Regions from separate parts of the Homo sapiens genome. Here region 2 is linked to region 1. The links are chromatin contacts, found by Hi-C or POLR2A ChIA-PET in ENCODE. All regions are on one chromosome and are shown on one strand. Each heading gives the region's core, a stretch centred on a gene start or an enhancer-like site at or near the end of the contact. The rest is flanking DNA. Distances are from core to core; before and after follow the strand shown. Region 1 has its middle 13 kb from the start of CXCR4. Region 2 has its middle 89 kb from the start of CXCR4.

Region 1 (7,819 bases), core at 4,290-6,789:
TGTCCCACTTTGTTGTAAGTATAAACAGCTCTCCTCTGCTTCTCCTAGCGAGCAAGCTAACGAGGGAAGTGGGTTTTACTGTGCAAGCTCTCCCTTCTGTGTGTTGCTGGGGTGGGGTGCGCTGGGGGCAGATGCGTCTGTTTTTTCACCGGCCCGAGGCAGTAGCACAGGCCCTGTAATCTCCCTGGTCCCCCTGTGTCATCTTCCAGAATTTCCATAGAAGCTGAGGCAGCCCCAGCATGCCAGGCTTAGGCTGCCTGGTGATGGACCCCCCCCCACCACCCAGGGGAGTACCCCAAAGAGTCCCTTGGGTGGTGCTACTCTGGTTCTCTCCCCAGAAAACCTGGCTTCTGGAGGTGAAGAGGTTGAAGGACTCGAAAAAAAAATTCTACCCAGGGAACCATCTGGGCAAAGACTTGGACGTGTAAAGCAGCAGGCTGTACTCTGGAAACTGGAGTAGATGGGTCTCTCTGAGCGCGACTTGGTGTTAAGGGAGTAATGGAGATGTCAGTGAGCAGCAAATGAGACAGCAGTGTAAGACGAGGAGCTCACCACACGCTCTGAGGCAGCTATCAGGGAATCCCATTAACTATGTATGTAGCAGGAATGCTGTGAGAACTGTCTAGGGTAATCTATAAGGCTATTTTGTAAACTAGAATGACATTAATTAAAAGTTGGGCTGGGCACAGTGGCTCACACCTGTAATCCCAGCACTTTGAGAGGCCAAGGCAGGCAGATCACTTGAGGTCAGGAGTTTGAGACCAGCCTGGCCAACATGGGGAAACCCCATCTCTACCAAAAATACAAAAATTAGACAGGCATGGTGGCATGCACCTGTAATTCCAGCTACTCTGGAGGCTGAAGCACAAGAATTGCTTGAACTCAGTAGGCAGAGGTTGCAGTGAGCCGAGATTGTAACACTGCACTCCAGCCTGGGTAATGGAATGAGCAGAATGAGACTCTGTCTTAAAAAAAAGAGAGTTAGTTATCATAAAGATAAAATGTTTTAATTAAATCTAGATTAAGTAAAAGATGAAGTTGAGCATCTACCCATTCTGGTTTCATAAAGCACAGGAACCAATTTTCAGCCTAAAGACCCCAGCTCTGCTGTGAAAGGTGGGGGAGATAAGGTGACTGAGTCTGCCACTGAAGAAAACCAAGGCTAGTGTTGAGTGTTCTCATGATGCCAGGAAGTTTCCTCAGTTCTTCTCCCTTGCAAATCTGGTACTCATACTCTCACATGGCCCGGGATCTATCCCATAGCATTTTATTTTTTTCCGTGTATCTTCATGACCTGCTTTCTTCTACAGTGGCTTCTCTTCCTACTCCCTCTTGCCCCTTTTGATTTCCTTCTCTTTTATTTCTGAGGTCTCTTCATTCTCCCCCTTCCTTCCATCCTCCTATCTTTCCTCCTCTTCCTCCCTTCCTTCTTTCCACAAACTATTTTGAGTGCCTACAATGTGCAGAGCTCTGCTAGGTGCTGGGAGAGACACTAGATGAATAGCATACAGTCCTTAGCCTCAAGACACCTAAGTCCAGTATGGGAGATAAAATAGGGACATAAAAAACTGTGATAAAAGCCAGAGCAGGATGGGCAGTGCAAGTGAAGTACAAACAAGGCCCAGCAGGGAAAGAGGAGGCCTTTCACATAGGAAAGGCATGTGAAGAATGGGTAGGTATTGATTGGAAGGTATTCAGCAGGAAGGAGGAAAGCCTGACTCAAGTGAGAAGGCATGAATGAAACGTTGGAGCTGCAAACAGGGATCAGCTAGTTTGACTGGAATATAGGCTGGAGTTCTGTCTGCAGGGGTACATTAGGCCAGAGCATAGATGGTTTTATAGACAAGGCTAAGAGGTCTGGACTTTATTCTATCAAGTAACAGCAAAACTATGAAGATTTGGGGTTGGAGAATAATATGCTCAGAGCTTGGCTTTAGAATAATTAATCTATAAATGTAGTGTCAAATGAATTGGAACGAGAAAGCTAAGGTGGACAGACCAGACAGAAATCTATCTGGATAGCTCAGGTGGAAGGTTGTAAAGGTCTGGGCTAGCCACACATGGTGGCAATTGCAAGGCTGCTAATGGGTGGAAGAGATCTTGGAGAACCAGCATCTGGTGACTTATTGATGTGGGGCTGAGAAAGAAGGGAGAGATGAAGGGAGACTGGAATTTCAGCTAAGATGTGAAGAATGGAGGTCAAGGGGAGAGACTATTTCGGAGGGGAGGGGATGCTGTTTAGAGAAAGTCTGAAGGCTTACCCTTGTATTTTTCAAAGTTTGTATGTTGGTTTCTCAGTCACCACCTGCATCTGACTTGTGGGCTTTTGTGTAGCACAATGATATCCTGTTACTTATGTCATCGAAGTGACTTCATCTCCTGTCACATCTCAAACAACAACGATCGGAGGTGGCAAAACTTGGCAGACAAAAAAAAATGCAGGCTTTGAGATCCTTTCCTTACATTTCTAAGGTTACTACCTGGGTAAGGCCAAATCTGGATTTTAGGGGGAAGGACATTTGTTAGATCAAAGAAATCAGTATGTGGGTATCAGTTAGTGCTGGGGACTTTTTTCTATGGGAAGAAAGGCAGAAGGAAAGAAGCAAGTGTCACAAGAAGCTTAAATACGAGTTCAAATCAACATCTGTGATGTAATAATAGTTCCAATACAATCATGTGTAACTTTTATGGTTAAAGATGAATTACACAGAAAATAAGGAGTTGATAGTGTCCCCCATCAGACCAATAGTATCAGAATGAGCAGGGTTGGGGCTCAGTAGTTCAGATGAGAAACAAGTTGTTCCAACCCAATGTGCCCTGGGAAAGTTTTGCAGGAGAGATGGACTCTGAAGCTGAGCTTTACGGCAGTCCACATTACCACTACAGCACCCACTTCCTGGTTGGGCACATTGTTGGAATGTCATACCAAGGCACCCGAAGTTTAAATAATTTCAGGACTCCTTAACTGCAAATATAATTTTTAGCAGAACATTGAAAATAACTTGCTCTAGACTTATGCCTTTATCTGTAAATTTTATCACAGTCGTTCTTAAGGAAAATAGGCACCCTTTGCTTCCAGACCTTTGGTCCCTTATAACTGTTGCTTTGCCAAGTGTCCTGGTCTACTTTTGAGTGTCCAACTTTGGTTCTTAGAGTGCAGTTCCAAGCTGGCCCTAAATATAACTTGTTATTATATGTAGGTTCTCAGAGTGTGGCTCCATTCTTCACATCTTAGCTGAAATTCCAGGCTTCCTTCACCTCCTCCTTCTTTCTCACATCAGTGAGTCATCATATGCTGGTTCTCCAAGATCTCTTCTATCCATTAGCAGCCTTGCAATTCCCACCACTGTGTGGCTAGCCCAGACTTTTAAAACTTTCCACCTGAGCTATCCAAATAGATTTCCGCCTGGTCTTTACACCTCAGCTTTCTCCTTCTCATCCATTTGTTTGTTTTCAGACCCATTTTCTCTTTCCTTCTTGGCCTCAGATTATGTTTCTGGCCCTTCGGTTACTTACCAGTGGCTCATCTCAAACATGCTCTTCCACAGTTGGGTTTTTGGGTGATTTACTGGAAAGGGGAATGTGGGGGGTAAGGTGAGCTCATCACTGACCTTTGACTCTGTCAGGTGGTGCAGGCTGGTTCTCAATCTGTGAGCAGTGGACCCCAAGGGAAGTTATTGTGAAGGGTCTAAATACCCCCAAGTGCCAAATCTTCCTGTAGATTGAATATATAATGTGCTACAATTTTTGAAATGCATGTGGATGCTATTGTGATTCATAAAATATGGAATTGGTTTGGAAGTGTCTTGAATTCATAGGAGTTTTGTGTGTGTGTGTGTGTGTGTGTGTGTGTGTGTGTGTGTGTGTGTGTTTAAGAATGTTGTTTGGGCCGGGCACGGTGGCTCATGCTTGTAATCCCAGCACTCTGGGGGGCTGAGGTGGGTGGATCACCTGAGGTCAGGAGTTTGAGACCAGCCTGGCCAACATGGTGAAACGCCATCTCTACTAAAAATACAAAAAATAGCTGGGTGTGGTGGCAGGCGCCTGTAATCCCAGTTACCCAGTAGGCCGAGGCACGAGATTCGCTTGAACCTGGGACACGGAGGTTGCAGTGAATCAAGATTGCACTACTGCATTCCAGCCTGGGTGAGAGAGTAAGACCCTGTCTCAAAAAAAAAAAAAAGAAAAAAAAAAGCCAAAAACGAATGTTGTTCGTCAACAGACATTACCACACTACCAGCACGATTGGCTTTCATCTGGTGGTTCATGAAACTTTGTGGTTGTTAAAAGTGATCTTCATGTTCCGCAGAGGAAAGGCAGCCCTAAAGGGAATACAGTTTTTGTCTGGTGCCCAGAGCCTATCTACCCCTACTTGGGCTGCCAGAGAGTGGAGCTTGGGACACGACCAGTGTGGAATAGGATGGAAAAAATATTTCTCTGTACACTGATCACCACACTGCTTGCAGCAGGGAGCTATCAACCGAGAACCAACTACATAAGGGGGTTGTTATTTGTGGAGGAGCTTTCAGGTCCTCTAAACCTACCTCCCACTCTCGGCAGGAATCCCTTATAGAACCTCCCTGTGGGATGAACGTTAGCTTGGCCCTGATCCCTGCATTAACAGGTAGCGCTGTTTACTATAAAGTAAATTCAGATTCCAGGACCTCCACCTTGGTTGTTTCTGATTTGGCAGGGTTGGGGCGGGGCTTTGAGCATTCGCCTTTTCAAATAATGCTCGAGGTGATTCTGATGTCAGCCAGAGTTGAGAGAGAAGATTGTTATGAAAGGACACAAATACCTCATCACGGTGCTTTTTGTTTGTGAAGTGCTCACTAAGGCGTGAACAGCGTCATGGTGGGGCTCCTGCAGGCTTTATATTTATACCCCGTTTCTTATTTCTCACACCCACTCTGGTAGATAGATCCCTATTTCAAAAATGAGTGAATTAGGGTTCAGGGAAGTGAAACCTGTGTGCCGGCTGGGGACTGACAGTTGGAACCCCAATGTACAAATGAAACCAGGGAACAGTGGGTGTGACGAGCACTTGAGGAGCGACAGAGAGTTATGACCTCGAACCCACAAGTGAGACTGCAAACACAAGTAGGTGGGAGCCCAGCGGCAGGAGACTGACACTGCTGGAATCAGGGAGGGGGCAGTGCTGTTTAAGAGCTTCTGACACACTCAGTTCCTCCCTTCATCCTAAGAGACCTGGGCTCACTAGCAGAGGGGCTTTGGCAAGTTACTTGATGGATTAGGGCCTCAGTTTCTTCATCTGTGAAGTGGAGATAATAATAGTGCCTGCCTCCTGCTGCAAGTCTAGTCATCAGTATCATCAACATTGGTGGTACACCTGCTGGGTACCAGTCCTGGGGTGGGCGTGCTCCTCTCTAGAAGATAAAAGCCCATATAGAGACTATGGTGGAAGGAGCAGGACAAGAGAATCAGAAGCTCACCTCATTCTTAATGTGAAGAGACATTAAGATCAGGAAAGCCAGATGCTTGATGTTCTCTCTCATACCCATAGCAGATGGGTGCCTCACTGGGTTCCCCCAGAAGCTGATGGTGAGCAGGGGGGTGGCAGCCACTTTTATTTTCTCTTTTCTTTTCTTGTCTTCTTTTCTTTTCTTGGATCTTACTCTGTCACCCAGGCTAGAGTGCAGTAGTGTGAGTATGGCTTATTGCAGCCTTTAACTCCTGGGCTCAAGCAACCCTCCTGTCTCATCCTCCTAAGTAGGTGGGACTACAGGTGTGTGCCACCATGCCCAGCTAATTTTTGTTGTAGAGATGGGGTCTCACTCTATTGCCCAGGCTGGTCTTGAACTCCTGGCCTCAAGCAATCCTCCTGCCTCAGTCTCCCAAAGTGCTGTGATTGCAGGTGTGAGCCACTGCACTCAGCCAGCAGCCACCCATTTCTTACAGCTGCTCCAGTGTGAGGGGGTAACAAAAGGCTGCTTTCAAGGCAGCAGCCCAGCCCCCATGTTTCCTGCCTGGTCCCTGAGGAGTGCACAAGTGATCAGGAGAGATTCTTCTTTTGGTCACAGGGATCTTAATGATCACTGGGACTTGGGCTGTTTAAGATGTCACTTAGAAGTTCAAATCTACTTCCAGATGGCTTCCAAGCGAGGGATGGCCTCTACAGTGAGGCCAATCATGTGGTATATTCTTACCTAAGTGGGCCTTGCTGCCCTGCACAATGGCATCTCGGCCCATGGGCCAGCCTCGTAAGGTCTTTAAACCTATGACCACCAGGTGATCTTCTCTGGGGAGCAGCAGAACTTCCATGAGTCTGTCCAGGGATCTTATTTAGAGATGAGTCATACTTTTCTACGCTGTCAGCTCTAGGTTGAAGTAGAATGTACCAGCAACAGACTAGGATGACCTCGCAGCTAGCTGTCCATAGGAATACACCTCTTCTTTCTTCCAACCTCTCAGTTTCCTGGCGTTTCCTCTAAGTTAATGTCTTGCTAGAATGGTTTGAGTTGACATTAACTGTCTGCTATGTTTTATGCAGCACATGGCCACCTACCAAGTGGCACTTTCCATTTTGGGTATGGGGAGCAGGGTATATTTTATACCTCCAATCCCATTGTTCTTTATGAATCTTTGTTCCTTCACCCCTCACTTCCCAAATCGATCACTTTGCTTCTTGATTATGATATCCCTGTGGGTGAACCCGTAGATAGCAGAAACTGAGCTGTCTCTGCTGTTGATAATTTTAGCTCTTCTTGGAACTCCTTTCTTTTTGCAAATGCCAACCAGGTGTCCCCAAGTAAGAGATGATACTTGTTTGTTTGGTAAAGGCACCCAGATAAGAAGAGTCAGAATGAACAGCTCCAAAAGAGAAGTGGTTTCCTCGGTCACCGACTCACCACATTAAACATTCACCCTGGCTCACTGTCTGAAATGAGTCAGTGGTCCTTTCAGAATTCCCTTTACAACAGTGTTTCAAAGAAATCTGTGACTGAGGTTGCAAATCATTTTTTCTTCACTGCAGCTGACTATTTTGCATTTTCCCAAGGTGAAACTCAGCCTGTCTTTTCAGGTGTTGAGAAAGAGAGTCAAAACTTCAAAGTTGAGGGGGTGGGGGTGCGGGGTGGGGGACCCAGCTACCAAAGGGAAGCCCGAAAGCACTCTTTTCAAGGATAGGAAAACACTCACCAACGTCAGATTCTAACACTGAGCTGAGTGGTTTGCTATGTGCAGCTTTCTAGTGGCTTGGATTTTTCTTTCCTAATTTTTTTTTAAACCATCATCCTCTGGTTGCCATCATCCTCTTAGCATTCCTGACCTCCCAGAGTTTGGCCTCACTTGATTTACCGAATATTACCTTCCGGCTCCTTTTTATCAAAGGCCATTGCTATATCCATGGTGGTCTCCTCCCTGACCTCACTTCACACAGATTGCAGCAGTGATTTTTCTTTCCTTTCTTTTCTTTTTTGAGACAGTGTGTTGCTCTGTTGTCTAGGCTGGAATGCAGAGGCATAATCATGGCTCACTGCAGCCTCTGCCTCCTGAGTCAAGTGATCCTCCCACCTTAGTCTCTCGAGTAGTTAGGACTACAGACACAGGCCACCATGCCCGTCTAACTTTTATTTTTTTGGAGACAAGATCTCGAGATGTTGCCCAGGGTGTCTCGAACTCCTGGGCTCAAGCCATCCTCCCACCTTGGCGGCCTCCCAAAGTGCTGGGATTTCAGGCGTGAGCCTCCACGCCTGGGCCAGGAGTGATTTTTCTATGGGAGTTATTATCCACTCATTTCTGCACCACCTTCTGCATTGATAGAAATCCTTTTCATCTTAGAGCCCATTTTCCATCCCAT
Region 2 (7,819 bases), core at 2,992-5,491, 74 kb after region 1:
AGACAAAAAATATTCCTAAGGGTAGGCAGACTATTCGTGTGGGAGGAGTTACCCACCTGATGGATTGGGAGTTGGTTGTGTCTATAGTATTGCTAAATTTTACACAGGTGAGGTCAGGATCAGTCAAAGGAACCTCTAAAAGATCCCCTTGAGTGGCATAGGTTTTAGCAATTACTTATTGGCAGTTATGTTTTATCTTTTCTTCACTGTCTGGAAGAAATGTGGCTGGGTTAAGAGTTGCACAAGTGCACAGTTGCAGCACTGGCCCTTCAACAGAGCCTGATATTTGTCAGTTTTAACTTTCAAAAAACAAACTCTTTGTTTCATTGATATTTTATATCATTTTCTTTATTTCATTCATTCTGCTCTGATCTTTTTTTTTTTTTTTTTTTTTGAGACAGTGTCATGCTTTGTCACCCAGGCTGGAGCGCAGTGGTGTGATCTCAGCTCACTGCAGCATTGACCTCCTAGACTCAGGTGATCCTCCTGCCTCAGCCCCCCAAGTAGCTGGGACTGCAGGCATAGGCCGCCATGCCTGGATATATATATATACTTTTTTTGAATTTTTTGTAGAGACAGTGTTTCGCCATGTTGTCCAGGCTGGACTTGAACTCCTGAGCTCAAGTGATCTGCTGTCTCAGCCTCCCAAAGTGCTAGGATTACAGGCATGAACCACCATGCCCAGCCTTTTCTTAATTCTATATAACATGCTTATGCTACAAATTTTTTATATTATATTTTATTTATTGTTTTCCTAGATTTAGAAAGTATTCTACTACTTTTAATGTCTCCCAGTTTCCCTCATTGCATTATTTTGATAGTTATATTGTAGTGTTAGTCACATCAATATTAATATTCCTTTCACTGTGATTATATCAACATTATTTATAGCAGAGCCAAATAATGTACTACAGTTACAATTCCTTCTGTTTTGTGAATGTTGTATTTCCCCTGTAGTTAATAATTACCCTTTTTTTTCTTGGTATTGATATCTGTGACTAATATGTCCCTAAAGTCTTTACCAGAGTTTTAAAAGATCTCTCAACATTGTTGAAACTCTCAGATAATTTATCAGTCTTAGCTTCTTTTTGAAAGACATTTTTTTCTGGAACCTTATTTCTTTTATTTTTAATTTTTTAATTTTTTGAGACAGAGTCTTGCTCTGTTACCCAGGCTGGAGTGCAATGGCGCAATCTCAGCTCACTGCAACCTCTGCTTCCTGGGTTCAAGCGATTCTCTTGCCTCAGCCTCCCGAGTAGCTGGGATTACAGGCGCGTGCCACCATGCCCAGCTATTTTTTTTTTGTATTTTTAGTAGAGACGGGGTTTGGCCATGTTGGCCAGGCTGGTCTGTAACTCCTGGCCTCAAGTAACCCACGCACCTCGGTCTCCCAAAGTGCTGGAATTATAGGCATGAGCCACCATGCCTGGCCCTGGAACCTTATTTCTATCTGATTTCTTCTCAGGTATATTGAGATTTCTCTTCATCATTATGTTTGGAATTCACTGGGCTTTTTCTCCTAAAGGTCTTGTGTTAGTTCAGGCTGCTGTAACAAAGTACTTTCGACTGGGTAATTTATAAGCAATAGGAATTTATTGCTCACAGTTCTGCGGGCTGGGAAGTTCAAGATCAAGGCACAAACAGATTTGGTGTCTAATGGGGGCCCATTCCTCATGGATGGCACCTTCTATGTGTTCTCACATGGCAGAAGGGCAAAAGAGGCAAAAAACCTTCCTCAGGCCTCTTTTATAAGGACACTAATCCCATTTATGAGGGCTCCACCTCTTAATAACAACACACTGGGGGACTGGGTTTCAGCATACGAATTTTGGAGAAACACAAACATTCAGACCATAGCAGATCCTTTATCTTTCTCTTTCTTGGTTTATCCCAGTGGTGTGCTGGTACATGTAACAACCACCTGGGGGTCAGGGAGGGTTGAGGGGGATGGGAAGCCCTAGTTCGTAGTGTTTGCTGATTTCTGTGGTATCAATAGTCCCATCATGGCTGGTTTTAAGTGACCAATGTGATGTCACTAAACTCAGAGTTGAAAAGAGATAATCTTGGGTGCTGGCCTGAGCCAGCTACAGCACACCACTGGGTTACTCCCTTATTTTGATGGAACACATCTACTACTTCCTGAAAAAGGGTACATGGGAAGTAAATGTTTTGAAAACTTCACTTTTTTTTTGGAAAATGACTTTTTAAACTTTCACACTCAATTGACTTTGTCTTGATATTAAAATCTAGCTGGGGAATAGTTTTCACTCAGAACTTTGGGAGTGTTGCTCCATTTTCTTCGAGTTTCCAGTGTTGCTGGTGAGAACTCTGGTGCCATCCTGGCCTCATCCTTTTTATCTTATTTTCCTTCTCTGGAAGCCTTTAGAATCTTCTCTTCATCCCTGATTATATACAATTTCATGATGACGGATTCCCTGCCACTTACAGTTCTATATCCTTAGCAGATCCTTTTCATTCAGGAAGCTCATGTCCTTCAGGTCTGAGGAACTTTATTCAATTTCTTTAATGGTTTCCTCTCTTTCATTCTCTCTCTTTTTTGCTAGAATTCCTGTTTGTTGGATATTGGATCTCTTGCTTTGATCATCTAATTTTCTCTTTCTCTCTCAATTGCTGAGAGGTTTTCTCAACTGTATTCCGGAACTTCTGTGTAATATTAGGCACTCCTGTCAGAGTGCTGACACTTGGGTTTGGGGCTGTGTCATACATCTGTGTTTCCTCCAGAGTGTCTGCCTGGCACAGTGCTTGACTGGATGGAGAGGCAGAATCAGCAAAGGATTTTTGATCCAGATGAACCTGGTCTTGAATCGCAGATCAGCAAAAAATCATTTCACTTCCCGGTTCTTCAGTTTTCTTGCTTGGAGCTGAGCAAGGGGGCAAGTCATTCCATGGGGAGGGAGACTAGAAAGCTTGAGGGGTGGTCTACCAGACCTGGTTAAAGGAGAAGACCTTCTTCCCATTCTTCTACCCTTTCCCCAGACTGCATTCTAAGTAGTGCATTTTAATCTTCAAACTCTAAAATTTCATGAGAGATTACTTTGCAGTTTATAGTACCCAGTGTCACAGTTAAACAATTCCATCTTGCTTACAAGGAACATTTTGATACTTAAATAAGATTACTGCGTTTCAACGATGAACTTAAATTGTCTTTTTCCAGGTGCTTTCTACATCTGACCTCTCTCAACCAAATTAATGACAAAATAATGACTAAGATTTCGTGAGCATTTTCCACATCCCAGGCCTGTTCTAAGTGTTTAACATGTATTAATTAATTTAATCCTCAGCAGCCCAACCATGTAGGCAATATTATTATCCTCATTTACAATTGAGGAAACAGGCTCCAAAAGCCGTTGGGTTACACAGCTAGTCAATGTAACGTTGGGACTTAAACCCTGACATTAACTATGGATTGTCTGCTACTATGAAATCTTCATGAAGGAGGTTCTGAATTTGGACTGAGGTCCAGGGAGGTTTCCCTAGTGGAGGAGCTGAGCATGGTAGGACTCACTCTGATGCTGAGTAGGAATGAAGAACAGGCCTTAGCAGATGCTCCAGCCCACGAGGGAGGAGGCTCCTTAGGGTCGCACACCCTTTGCAGCTGTCCCAGGAGCTACCAGAAAGGCTTGGTCAACAGAGGGGACTCTTCTGTGCGAACAGCCTCAACCACTAACACACTGTTTCACCTCAGCAGCCCTGCTCAACTCCCAGCAGGCCTTGTTTAAACAGGCAGCTTGTAGCAGCTGGGGTTGGCTCAGTGGAACGTGTGGGCAGCCAAGGATGCCCCGAGTGCAGGTGCCTGTCTCTGAATGTGCAATCATGCAAATCCGAGGACCCAGACTGATGTGAATTGAAAGCCTGGTGTTCACTTCCAATAAACTCAACTGTCTATCGCCAGAGCAACACAGGCTTCCAGTCTTCAAGTCATCAATACAAATGAGCATTTCTGGTGTTAGAGGAAAAAAGTGTGGGGTGAATCCCAATCAGAGCTTGCTCCCTTTCAGGCAAGCAGCATCTGGAAAAGGCTTTGGAGGGGCAAATACCTTTCCTAGAAGTAATTTTCACAGGAACTGTTCAGGACACAGGAGGCATTGCAGGAGGAAGGAGCAAGGGAAATCACACCATGTAGTCATAGGGTCTTGAAAATCACCTTATCCTCTCTGCTTGTTTTACAGAGGAGTTAAGAGAAAGTCAGAGAAGTTAAGGGACTTGCCCAAGGGCACCTAGCTCATCAGTGGGCTGCTCCTCCTTATCTTGAGTCCCGATTTCCTTTTAGACACTCCACCCACCAGGCTGTTTCTCTAGTTCACTGCTTTGAGCACCAGGTCACAAGTGAGCACACATACCAACAGCTCTCCTCCTGAAACCATCGAGGGAGGCGAGTGATAGCAAACTTTGTTTAGTGCAAAGAATGGAAAAGGCTGCTTGAAGCACAGAAAAAGGGAAGTCAGAGCAGGCTGTGGCGCAGATGTCTGGGCATTGCTGTGGGGACAGAGTAGTTCACAAGACACAAGGCTTGTCAGCCTCTCTTCTGAACCTCTGCGCCCAAGGATTCTCAAGGAGCATTCAGATTAGATTTTAACTATGGATGCTGTGGTTGCCGGTAATAGAACAGCTAATAAAAAGCAAAGCTGGGGTGTCATCACCCTATCAGCAGATCAACAGTCTCTTCTTTGGTCCATAGGGCTGACCATGCAGCCTTATAGCCCAGAGGCCCTGTTACATAATCTTTCCACAACTCCCCTCTGTTCCTCACTGCACTGCCCTGGCCTTCAAAGTCCATATAAGTGCTGTAGAGATAAGCCTCATTAGCCTCACAACTTGCAGTAAGTGCCAAGATCATGTTATTCAGATGCCACTGAGGCCAGTGCAAAGGGAGCTAATTAAATGGTACGGGCTTTCTAGCTCTGAATCATCAGTTCAGGTGGTTACCTTTAATGCTATCTTCAAGCTCACCTTCTAGGCTGGTCTATGTGCCTAAGCTCCCACACCATGCCTCCAAGCCAGGAAAACCAGCAAGGAAGCTCTTCTGGTACCAAATGGGGGTTACACAACTGGTATTTTTTCACCCCCATTCCTACCTTGAGGAGAAATGGTAAGTTCTGTTGGGCAGATACACGTAGGCAATTGAGGTTCTGTGAGAATGAACACCTCACATTTTAAAGTTCAAAGACTAGAAAGAATGAATGGAAAGTGAGTATGCATTTTCCATTTTAACCCAGAGCAGCCCACAAACACATTAGGATTTCAGTTTTAGGGGGAAATTGACCTGCCAACCCCAGTTCCTGAGGGAGGCAATCTGATTGGCTGTCCGTGGGTCAGGTGTCCATAGTTGGTCTAACCACCAGAAGGGCTATTGGAAGCCCAACCATGTGAACTGTGTTGGGAAGAAAAGGGGGTTGTGGCGAGCTCAGCAGACACCGGAGAGATGTCTACTCCCAATGTCTAATTAAATATTCAGGCTAAATGGCCTTTCTGTCACCAGTTAGTCTATTTGAGTTTGGGCCAGTTTTCCCAAGGCAGAACCACCATTTCATTCCAGAGTGGAATCCAGGCTCTTTGGAATAGACAGAGGGAACAGGGTACTTAAAACCATCTCCTTACAACTCAGGCTTGTAGGCTTTGATCAAATCCTTTTGTTTCACAGATGAGGAAACAGGTTCAGAGAAAAGACATGAACCTGCTCAAGGTCAGCCTACCCACCTGTAAAAGGCACTTTGTAAAGTGAAGGGACTTGGAGGGCCACCTTGTTAAATCCTTCACCAGCCATCAGCTCGCTATGGAAATGCTGACTGGATAAATAGTGTACCTCTATGGCAAGATTTGTGGCTCTCAGAGGCCTTCCCGTAACAATGCTTAAGAAGGTTTTAATGATCTGCCTACTGGGCATTTCTGAAGCATTCATTTTAGGGAAAGCCAAGGTGCTCAGACTATAATTCTGAGGCTAATTTCTCCCTGGACCCTCCTGACCTGGCAGCAAGAGGGAGTGAACAAGGAGAATGACTAGGATTGCACCAGCCCCTTGATTCTTATCCTTTTGACCTTGTGCTTCGAAGGGAGACGGGTTTGGTGTGACTTTTTACACCTGCTTCAAATGTTGTTACAGAGCGGATGAGGGAGCTTGCCATAGCCCAGTACCTTTGCCTGCAAAATATCTTGCTGTAGTTCTTATGCTCTTGACCCTGAGATCAGACTAATGCTCGGAACCAGTGGGGCGTAGATCAAGCTGGGGGTGGATATGGGAGCTGGCCGATATAAAGAAAGGGCATTGTTAGAGCTTCTTTGAGCTTTCTGTATCCCAGATCATGAGGAAGCTGAAGGATTAGGGAGGAGAAGATGAAAGGCAAGCCAGGGAAAACAGGCAAAGGAAGTAGTTATTAAAATAAAAGGTGAAATTCATGGGAAGTAAATCCAATGTTTTGTCCATACTCAACTGGATTAGGAACATGTAATGAAAGCAAATAGATTTAATGGGGTGGGGATGATTAACGTTGTCTTGCAATACATTAGGAAATGACTTTGTTCAGGAGGAGTGGAGGGCTATGAGAGGAAATTAAACTTAATTCTTATCTCCTTATGATGTTTTAGTTGCTTAACTTCTTACAACACACTTGTAAAACCAGAAAGAGAGAGAGGCCTGAGGTTTAATATGTTGTTTGCAAAGTAACTGGAGATATGAATGTCTTGAGTGTGTGCTTCAGTCTTATCAAGGATCCAGTGTTTTTTTTTCTAACAATTTGTTGTAATAAGTAGATGTCCTTAGTGGTATTGGGGACTCTGGTTAAAAATTACCTTTCAAAGAAATGAAAGTTTAGTGATTATTGGCTTCCCAGGACCCAGGTGAAATTTTATCCCCATCATAAACCTCACAACAAATCCTCTCTCCTTGGGGCCCTTATATTAATACCATGTCATTTGTACTACTCATCCTTCTATTGCATCATTTATAGTTGTGTATTGCTGGTACATTACAGTGAGATTTGAATTTTCAGACTGTTCTAATTTTGGCAGAGAATAATAATTGTGCCTTCTTTATTTTTAATAAGACATTTCTCTTCCCCACTTGCAGAAGGCACACGGCTACCCAGCTAGAATCTGTATTTCTCAGCCTCTCTTGCAGCTAGATGTGGCTGATGATAGAAGAATGTGAATTGACATCCTGTGAAGAGAAGTCCACAATTGTTCCTTATTAAAAGAATGTTTTCGGCCTTCCCCTTTTTGCCCTCTTCCCTTTATTACTGGCTAGAATATAGGCTGGCACATGCCAGTAGGATAATGGAAGAAAAGAAGGGACTTGAGTCCTGGGTTGGCTTTAGGGAATCAAGTTGTCTACCTGCTCTAGACTGCCTATCTGCCTCCTGATATTAAGTATAAGAGAGAAATTTAGGTCTTGTTTTAGACTCTGCAATTTTGGTCTTCTTGTAGCCACTTATTCTATACTTAAACTAATATAGAAGTGAAATGCTTTGTGTTTCTTCCCTTTCCTTGCTGGGCAGGCACAGATGTTTCCCCTAACCTCCAGGGAGGGTGTGAGGCTTCTGTTCTTCCTGCTTCTCAGAAGGTGGGAACTGATTTTTACTTTACTTGAGCTCTCGGTCAGATGGGTCATCGTGTTTATGTTGAGGGAATAAGAGGAGAAGAGGGTTTGAGGAGGAGGTAGAGGGAAGGAAGTGCCTTGGTAGAAAGAAGGATTTATTCAGTGCCAGTAAGAATGTGGGCAAGGGGAGTGCAGAGAGGGAGAAGGAGGGAAGCACAGGGTGGCCTCAAGAGCTGGAACCAAGCCTGGGAAGTTACTAAGGAGAGG

What was found. A loop is a pair of places that touch in the nucleus more often than their neighbours do. ChIA-PET counts read pairs that join two places held with the same protein, here RNA polymerase II (POLR2A). Pooled maps may share reads with other maps.
Region 2: a map of OCI-LY7 shows a loop between it and region 1 (6-fold over the local background). The contact joins two enhancer-like sites. A Hi-C loop is called at or near these places in 13 of 168 maps with a recorded cell type or tissue (B cell, CD14-positive monocyte, CD4-positive, alpha-beta T cell and 8 more), 36 of 37 single-sample maps with no recorded cell type and 19 of 50 pooled maps. POLR2A ChIA-PET finds 5 or more read pairs at or near these places in 17 of 52 experiments (B cell, CD4-positive, alpha-beta T cell, CD4-positive, alpha-beta memory T cell and 13 more).

The regions. Positions count from the first base shown.
Region 1 is chr2:136,127,437-136,135,255 of GRCh38, forward strand. No RefSeq gene overlaps it. Among named protein-coding and RNA genes, the nearest start is that of CXCR4, 13 kb to the left of the region's middle. Within about 2 kb of position 5,540, at least 11 of the 41 ENCODE cell types and tissues checked have a DNase peak (open chromatin) inside an H3K27ac peak, as active enhancers do; they include B cell, CD14-positive monocyte, OCI-LY7 and 1 more, where a contact is called at or near this core.
Region 2 is chr2:136,203,075-136,210,893 of GRCh38, forward strand. No RefSeq gene overlaps it. Among named protein-coding and RNA genes, the nearest start is that of CXCR4, 89 kb to the left of the region's middle. Within about 2 kb of position 4,242, at least 7 of the 41 ENCODE cell types and tissues checked have a DNase peak (open chromatin) inside an H3K27ac peak, as active enhancers do; they include B cell, CD14-positive monocyte, OCI-LY7 and 1 more, where a contact is called at or near this core.